Regions from separate parts of the Homo sapiens genome. Here region 1 is linked to region 2. The links are chromatin contacts, found by Hi-C or POLR2A ChIA-PET in ENCODE. All regions are on one chromosome and are shown on one strand. Each heading gives the region's core, a stretch centred on a gene start or an enhancer-like site at or near the end of the contact. The rest is flanking DNA. Distances are from core to core; before and after follow the strand shown. Region 1 overlaps RORA (RAR related orphan receptor A). Region 2 overlaps RORA (RAR related orphan receptor A).

The links. Hi-C counts contacts between places; a loop is a spot of excess contacts on that map. ChIA-PET counts read pairs that join two places held with the same protein, here RNA polymerase II (POLR2A). Pooled maps may share reads with other maps.
Region 1: a map of natural killer cell shows a loop between it and region 2 (5-fold over the local background). The contact joins two enhancer-like sites. A Hi-C loop is called at or near these places in 11 of 168 maps with a recorded cell type or tissue (CD4-positive, alpha-beta T cell, CD4-positive, alpha-beta memory T cell, CD8-positive, alpha-beta T cell and 5 more), 18 of 37 single-sample maps with no recorded cell type and 17 of 50 pooled maps. POLR2A ChIA-PET finds 5 or more read pairs at or near these places in 23 of 52 experiments (B cell, CD4-positive, alpha-beta T cell, CD4-positive, alpha-beta memory T cell and 13 more).

The regions. Positions count from the first base shown.
Region 1 is chr15:60,582,688-60,587,003 of GRCh38, reverse strand. The region is part of intron 2 of RORA (RAR related orphan receptor A); the gene reads left to right. The region is part of intron 3 of RORA-AS1 (RORA antisense RNA 1); the gene reads right to left. Among named protein-coding and RNA genes, the nearest start is that of RORA-AS2, 97 kb to the left of the region's middle. RefSeq lists an enhancer at 1,916-1,965. Within about 2 kb of position 2,908, at least 5 of the 41 ENCODE cell types and tissues checked have a DNase peak (open chromatin) inside an H3K27ac peak, as active enhancers do; they include CD4-positive, alpha-beta T cell, CD8-positive, alpha-beta T cell and natural killer cell, where a contact is called at or near this core.
Region 2 is chr15:60,538,252-60,542,771 of GRCh38, reverse strand. The region is part of intron 2 of RORA (RAR related orphan receptor A); the gene reads left to right. The region is part of intron 3 of RORA-AS1 (RORA antisense RNA 1); the gene reads right to left. Among named protein-coding and RNA genes, the nearest start is that of RORA-AS1, 61 kb to the right of the region's middle. Within about 2 kb of position 2,656, at least 3 of the 41 ENCODE cell types and tissues checked have a DNase peak (open chromatin) inside an H3K27ac peak, as active enhancers do; they include CD4-positive, alpha-beta T cell, CD8-positive, alpha-beta T cell and natural killer cell, where a contact is called at or near this core.

The sequences.
Region 1 (4,316 bases), core at 1,659-4,158, 44 kb before region 2:
CTTGTGAGTGCTGTCGTGTTTGTTTTCATGACAGCTTAGGGGCATGATTGTAGATCTATTCTTGAGAAATCGTTTGTCTTTTAGAAAATCACGTGAAGTCTAAAAGTTTTCAAGTAGATCTGAAAAATCTCATTTCTCACTTAGTGGGGAATGGCCTTAATGACTGCTGGATTAAGGTGTGTTTGTCTGAAAGCAAATAAGGATTATTTCAGTCTCAGACGAAACCTTTAAAGTCACTCAGATGAATGTCTCACTGGGATTTGGACCCTGCCCACAATATTTCTGCCAAGTAGTTATCTGGTTATGCTGGAACACCTCCAACGATGGGGAACTCACTATCTTTAAAGGTAGGTTACTCCATCTTGAATTAGAAAAGTCTTTTTATATCAAGCATAACTCTCTCCTTTGTACTTTTAATCCCTTAATTCTGATCCTTTCCTTTGGGGCTGTGCAGAACACATTTAATCCATCTTTCAAATGAAAGACTGTAAGTCATTTGAAGACTAGTACTGTAACACACACATGCACACGCACACACACACACACACCCCTCTAATACGTAATATCTGCTGTCCCTCTCCAGTCCTTTTTGCTGTAAGTGTGGTTCTGCCTTCCCACAATCTTGGTCAGTTTCTTCCTCAAACACACTTCAGTTTGCCTAGAACCACTTGAAATTTTAATGCCAAAGATGGACCCCAAGTGCCAGTTGTGATATAATTGACTTGGCACTTAACCCAGCACATAGTAAAGAGGCAGCCATGACTTAAAGATGAAAAACTTTTGTTTTAAAATTTTAAAGATAACATCAGCTAGCTGTATCTCTAGCACCTCTCACCACCAGTCTTTGTGATATCATTGTTTGTGAAAGTGGACTTTTGAACTGTTTAGGAATACTTTTAGTTCCATTTGAAGTTGATTATTAAGTATCCAGGAAAATCAAAGATACTACAAAAATAATTAAAGGAACATTAGAAGCATTTCAGGTATTTTTCTGCCGCATGTCAGATATGAGATAAGGCTGCCCTCTAGTGGTTACTTGCACATGGACGGCTAAACCCATAATGGTGCCAGTGAATTTCCCATCAGGCTAGTGGGAAGGTCAAAGGTTGTAGTTATTTTCTTAATTGGAATGAGACATTTCTATTCCAGATTCAAAAGTTTAACTCGTTGTTCTTCATGGTTATCAGAAATGTAACTGTGGAAGGGATACTGAATTTTAAAAGTTTGCTTGGCAGGAAGTAAAGGAAAAAAAATTTTTAACTTAAAGCTGATTTATTTGCTGTTTGGCTCAATATTAAATTTAAGTGAAATTTGGTTTGTGAGTCAACAATTGTTATGACATTTTTAGTAATCCTCGTATTTTTTTAAGTTTCAAACTCCATTCTAATTCCCAACCCTTGAATATCTTTTAAAAAGAGGTCGTCATTTGATGAGCTAAATTCAGCGTTTCCCCTTTTTAAATCTAGAGCTTTTCTTTTTCAAAAATGATAAACATTTAGTAAAAAAGTAAACTACAGTAGCTTTTGGGGGGTAATAAAACAATTTTAAACATGGATGAAAAAAACTATTAACCCCTTGGTTTCTGAAGATTTATGGTTAGATCATTTGGTTCACTTAAGTATATACAGTTTGCCTAAAAAATAAGATAGAGGATATGTCAGAAACTCTGCATGAGGTAGCGACAAGCATTCATTTGCATATTTTTTAGGATAAATAGATAATACAAGTGGATTGTGGATTTGGATTTTGGTGTTATAACAAGTGTGAAACAATGGTAAAACAATCTGATTTCTGTGTCGGAATCTGAGGAATGAATATAGATCTTCCTATTTGCTTAAATGTTATTTGTTCCTGGTGCTACACAGAGGTATAAGAATGCACGTTTATATGAATTTTGCATTGCTGAAGAAGTCAAAGCTGATCTGAGCTAGAATAACCAGGGTAATAATAATGACAAATAATCACCAGGCTTGTAAAGGATAATAGTGCTTACGTGTTCCTATTAGAAAGATGAAATTGCAGCGTTTCATGAAAAAGAAGAAAAAAAATAAAAAGCAAGGAAAAACTGCTGTTTAAACCTTTCTATCATAGAAATAAGGCAGTGGTTCAGAAGTGAAGACTTGTGGTTAAGTTTCAGATCAGTTATTGAAGCCAACCGTTTTACAAACTGCGCCACCCAGAAGTGTGATTTTTTTTCACCACATGAGAAGTATTCTCTTTTTCACAGAATGTTATTTTCATTTTTCGGTTGTTGGAAAGGTTTTTTTTCTCCTTCTTTTTATTTGTTCATCTCACTTCAAATCTTCTGTAGAACAGTGGGTGAAAATAAGTAAATAAATTTGTTTCAGCAAATACTTAAGTGCCTATTGTGTGCTAGGTAATTCAGGTACCACCTTTGTGCTTTTATAATAGGAGCTGAGACACCTTCCTCCCAATCAAGTGTCTTAAGCCATGAATCAGCATTTAAAAAATGCACTGAGAAGTTGGCAGCCACACTTAGTCAGAGAAGGCTGCTTTATGGCTGTTGGACTTACACATTTGCATTTGCTATAAGCTACATGCCATTTAAAACAAAGGAGATTTCTGTGACATGCCAAACAATGCAATGAAATGTTAATGTAACTGGATAAAGTCAAACCCTATACTTATGGATGAACATGATTTGCTTCCACATAAGCCATAAGTTAGCTCTAAAATCCTGCCTGAAACAGTGGTTCTGAAACTGTAGAGTAGAACCCATACTCCAGAGAGTCTTAAGAAGGCGGATCCCTGGGTCTCACACAGAGTTTGATTCTGTCAGTCTGGGGTGAGGCCCACGAAGGCATGTATTTACACAGCATCTCAGATGTTTCTGATGCAACTGGTCCTTAGGCCTCACTTTGTGAAGCTCTCTGTTCTAGCCTGTCAGAGCCAGGTGGACCGCAGAGTCCTCCAGTCCTCTAGTGGTTCCCAAATGTCATTGATCTTCACAGTCATCTGGGAAGCATTTAAAAAATAAATGCCTTTCTCCAGCAACACCTGCACAGATCCTGCTTCCAAAAGCCTAGGAGGGGAGGCCAAGGAATCTTCTTTTGTAAAAGATCCTCTTGTGAGGATAAGACAGGTTTGGGAACCACTGCTCGGGGCTAACCCTTTCCTCTTACTCACGAGGAAAGGGAATCTCAGAAAGGTAAATTATATTAAGGTAACCATTCACTTCTCTTTAGTTCACTCCCTTCAGCATGGAAGAGGTGCCAGATGTGAGCAATTTCTGGCATTGTTATTAACACACTTGAAATATTTTTCTGTTAACTTTGGCCTTGCTATCAACCAGCATGCAGAAGCAAGTGGGCAGACTGTTCCCTCAAATCTCTTACCCCAAGTGGCCCAAACAGGAGAGAACCCTGAGGCTGTTTTGGTGCTGGAGGCTGCTGTGAGACTTTTCAAATACTGTACTCCTTTTCGTCATAAAGCCTTGTCCAGAAGCCCCAGCCTCTGCATGTGACATAGACACAATGTATTTTAGCCTTCACTGTGTGCCTGGGCTGGGTCTTGCCAATACTGTGACCACTTAGCAGGAGCAGGCTAAGAGTCTTACTGCAGAAGTCAAGGCCAACTCAGTGGAAACAGTGATGTCTTTTCAAGGTTGCTTTATTCAGCGACAAAGTAAAGGTTTCAGTGCCCTGGAAGCTGATCAGTGCTTCCTGTTTAGCACATGGCCTTTCTCAGGCACTGAGCATCTGGTGTGTATCTGCCAGTGTCCAGGCTCTGGAGGTGACATCCAAACAGGGGAGACCAAATGCTGCCTTCGTGCAGCTTAGATTCTAGTCTGGTGGGATAGATGAAAGTAGACTTCCTCTGGCTGGTGTGGAGAAGGACTACCTGCCTGCTTCCACACTGCGACACCAGCCCCCTTTTTCTTTTGAAAATGCTGGTGTAGTATCTATCTCATTATTGTGGCAGATGTGATGCTGGCGGCCGAGGGGACAGCAGTGATCATGTCAGTCTCTGGTCTCTGTGAGTGTACATTCTGGTGGGAGAGGTAGGTAATACTTAAGTAAACATATCAATGAACTAGATAAATGCAGATAATAACAACAGCTAGGCCAATGTAAAAACAGTATAATGGTTTAGAAATGCTTATGGCCTCATGGGTCAACATCAGGGAACTGAATCAAAAAATTTTCCCAACTGATGGTGAACATTTTGCAATAGACCTCACAGGTCATCTGCTCCCAACCTGGTCTGCGTATTAATCTATCTAAAGAGTTTTTAAAAGATATATAAGCCCAGGCTGTGCTCTTACAGATTTCTGATTTTACTGGTCCCAAGGTGTA
Region 2 (4,520 bases), core at 1,407-3,906:
GACTTGTGTGTGAGGTGTGCCCGTGTGTCGTTTGAGGTGTGCCTGTGTGCCGTGTGTGGGAGGTGTGCCCGTGTGCCGTGTGTGGGAGGTGTGCCCGTGTGCCATGTGTGTGAGGTGTGCCCGTGTGTCGTGTGTGAGGTGTGCATGTGTGCCGTGTGTGAGGTGTGCATGCGTGCCGTGTGTGTGAGGTGTGCATGCGTGCCGTGTGTGTGAGGTGTGCATGTGTGCCATCTGTGTGAGGTGTGCATGTGTGCCATGTGTGAGATGTGCCTGTGTGCCGTGTGAGGTGCGCCTGTGTGCCGTGTGTGTGAGGTGTGCCTGTGTGCTGTGCTGTGAGGTGTGCATCTGTGGTGTGTGTGAGCATGGTATATGTGTGTAGTGTACGTATGTGTGGTACATGTGAGCATACGGTGTGCATGTGTGGTATGTGTGTGTATGTGTGGTGTGTGTGTGCCTGTGTTACCATTTAAGATGGTAGCAGCTATTGGCATTAAAAAGGACCTGCTATTCTGAGCTCTGGCTTTGACAGTAAGCTGTGCCCACAGCAGCTGTTAGCAATCAGAGTGTGTTTCCATCCGATGTGAAATGTGCTGCCACCACTTGTGAAATGGATTTCAAAACCTTGCCGTACTGAAGTACCAAAGTGTGTGAATGGTATACTTTTACTGCAAATTAGAAAGATTCACTTATTGCAGTGATAATGTCACACTCACTCACTCAAGCTATCTTAAGTGACAGAGACACACATTGCCAAACAGTGGATAGCTGATAGCAGTGTTTTCAGGACAGTCATAGAATGTCATCTGAAATGTTTGTCTCTGTAGGCAAAAGAAGCACCTTGGACTAGAGGAGCAGAAACTGAAAATGGAATAGGAAGGACAGTGGTGCGGGCCTCGTTTTGATATCTTTACATGGCTGTTGTGTTCTTACTTTGCCTCTAGTGCATGACTTACATAAAAATAAGTGGCTTCAAGATAAATACACAGGCTATACATTTCGTTTTCTTGGGGAAAAAAATGACATTTATGAGGTGTTATAGTGTGTGCATTGATGCTCAGATGTCAGACCTTCTTAAAATAAATCTGACAATCTCTTAGCTTAGTCCAGAGCATTTCTTCTCCTTATGTCTCGCAACTACTTAAATCCCCAAAGCTCTGCTGCCTCTTTCTGTATTTCCCTTTCCTACTAAGAAATAGCCACCAGCTCCTGCCACTTCCCCTTGGGAATAGGCACAGAAATAACTGTGCTTCAGCTATCCACAAATATTGCTATCCATTCTCAGGTTGAGCTTATATGTTGTAATTAAGAATGGAAATGTTTCTTTAATCAGCAAGTTTAAAGACCATGCATTTAGGGAAAGTCAGAAACAAGTCCTCACGTTGTTTGGTCATTAGTATGCCTGGCTGAACTGGTTGTCTTAGAAAAGCATTACAAAAGAGAATTTTTTGAAATACCATTGAGCCACAGTTCAGAAATACATCTGTGATGTATTTGAAAGGCTTAGAACTTGCCATATTTTTTGTTTAGATGTTAATGACCATGTCCTGGAAACTGGAGGTGAAGGAACTAGTTGAATTTCTAGGAGTTCTAATTCTTCAAGATCTTACAATCTTAAAGTGGTTAATATGAAAACATTTACACTTCCGCTTCTGGCAAGCCTAAATAATTTGCCTGTGATTTTTAATAAAAACCGGATCCTTCCCTCATCTCTCATCCAAAGCTTCATCCTCTTATTAATTCTAAGGACACTTTTTTGAAATGGAAAACAGCACAGAGGTGGAGCAGAAATACAGGCTGTGGGCTAATTCTCTTAACAGTCCTCACCCACTAAAATGATCTGTGGACCAAGGAAGTTTTGGTGTCATGACACCATGTTCCTGTGACTATAAATATGTTGTCTTTTTAGTGTTCTGGGCTTGCTATAGAGGGATGTAAATGCATTTTCAAGGTTTAATGTTCTAAGTTATTTCCAATCTTTTACCATGAATCCAGTTTATTTAGTTGGGGAATATTTCTTGAGTGACATCTATTCAATGAGCAGTAGCAGATCTTCAGAATGCCATCGGAGCTCATGGAAAGAAATGATGGGTTCCTTTGCCTGGTAAGCTTTTATGACTTAATCTGGATTCTTGTTATTTTGACCCATTTCTGCACATCTTACTTCATGCAGCTGGGTTTTGTGACCGCACAGTTTTGGGGGGGGGGGGTCATGGAAATTGTGCAGGTGGAATTAGTAATCAATGGTTGTTAAGAATTTGTGGGGTTATGTGAAATTTGGTGTGAAGTTAAGACAGCTGCAAAGTGGAGTGGTTTTCTCGTAGGCTTAGGTGTGAGAATGTTGGGGGTAATTGGTTAAAGTAAGATTGTTTCATAAAATGCAGTAAGTGTAATTCTGATGTTTTCGGTTGAGCAGAAACTAGATCACCAGATTTGGTATGGTTTTAAAGATGTTCTTTTCTGTTGTGAAAAACAGACCTTGAGCAATGAAAGCAAAGAGTTGACCCCAGTGCTCTCAGCTGTAAGGAGGATTTCACCTAAATGTAGCGTAATTGTTCCTGTTAAGGAGAAAAAAAGGAATTGGTATCTAGAGTGAGGTTGATCGCAAGAAAATACGTATGCAGTTCTGTGAGTCAGATGACTTTTTTTGTCTAGTATTATCCAGAATTATGTAAGGGACACCATTGTTGGAAACAACGTTATTAGGAATTTCCCTTGAGCATAGTCTAATCACTTAGCAAAATAAATGGGTTCTCTTTCCTGCTGATATGAAATGACATTTAACCCACCCCGAGAGATTCTAGAGAAAGAGGACTTTTGTTAAATGTTACTGATCCCAGGGTCCTAGAAAATCTTCAAGGACTTTATATTTTAAAATGTAGTTAATTCTAGAATCTTAGAGGGACCTTACGCCAACTGAGAACCATTGGTTAAATAGCCAATTACCTTTATCTTAGCCCTTGATATCACATAACCCCATAAATCCTTAACAACAAATACGTTCTGTTGTTTACAAAGGCAAAAGAGAGGAAAAACAAAAAGAAAAAAAAAAGGATTGTATTGCTGATCCTGGTGGTATCATTTATTGGGTGAGAACTTACTTATTTAGTATCTGACCCACTGGATGAGTAGGATGAAGTATTAGGAAGCTTATTCTCTTGCTGTTCAGGTCTTTCACTCAAGGTTTAAACTGGTTACCAGGTAGATACCAAAAAAGGTATAGAGTCAACTGCCTTAAACAGTTTGTGCACTACTATGTGATAGGAGAATTCTAGAGAGAACTGGATCTAAAAAAGCCACCCACTGTTCTTCTAGATGAAAAATCTGTTTCCTCTCTGATTTGACAGAATTTCCCTGTCTAGGGATAAAAGTGCTCATTTGGATTTGGCTTTTAGCAGAGATACATATGCATCAGGGAATGTGAGTCAGTTTCTCTAGAAAGCTTAATCTAGTAGGGATGGAAATATATTACAAAGGATTAATATTCAGTTCCCATTGTCAGAACCACCTGCATATTCACAGAAAGCCACATGAGAAGATGTGCCTGGCTTCCTTATTCTTCAGAGATTTCCTGCACACACAGCTCAGCTTTCTCTTAATTCAGATGGGACATTCTGGCGCAGTATTTTAACTCTTACACAACTAAGTCTTTAAAAGACTGAAGAAAAATCGTCAAAGTTCCAAAACTTCAATTTTGTCTTATTTTAAATTTAGTTCACAAATGTTTGATCTCTTGATGGTTTGAGGAGTGTGTGTGTGTGTGTGTGTGTGTGTGCATTTGGCAGGTATACTCAACACTTTTTATTGAAAAATGTTTTTTTTAAAGCCATTAAGTTTTCCGGAGAAATTACAATCCAGTTGAAGTTTTTGAGAAGTGGCTTGTTTAGTAAGATGCAGAACATTTTTTTTAATGGCTATAATTTGATAGACTCATTTGAGTCAGATGTCAACTTAATAATAAGGCTTGGGATGTCTGTCAGAGGGTGACATATATGTTTATTATGTTAACAAGTGGGAATCGTGCCATTTCCATGATGCCCCGACAAGACCGTACAAGCCCTAGATAAAGCTAGGTCAAGGACTTTGCATAGAGAGGCGACCTCTCCATCTAAGTGCTCTTTTTCTTCTAAGTTGTGAATAAGATAGTAACATCTGGACCCATCAGTCCCTTGGGAAAGCATCTTGGAAACCAATGATTAAAAAACATTTAAGTAAGTCTAGCTAGCAGATGAGAATTATGGTACTGTGTAATTTTTATTCTCTTTGTGGCATAGCTGGATATGGGTAATAGGACACAGCATCGCAATCTTTGCCATGAATGATGTGGCAAGCTTCCTGAAGCTTCCCATTTATATAGGTTTTTCATCTTCAAAGAGCTTTGTGAGCACTCATTTACCACCACCTGCCTGGGAGGTAAGAATTATTCCCATTTTTATGGATGGAGGAAGTGGAGGTGTAAGTGAATTGCTTGAGGCCACCCAGGGAGTTCAGTCTCAGAGGGAGACCTGGAAGGGCCAACTCCA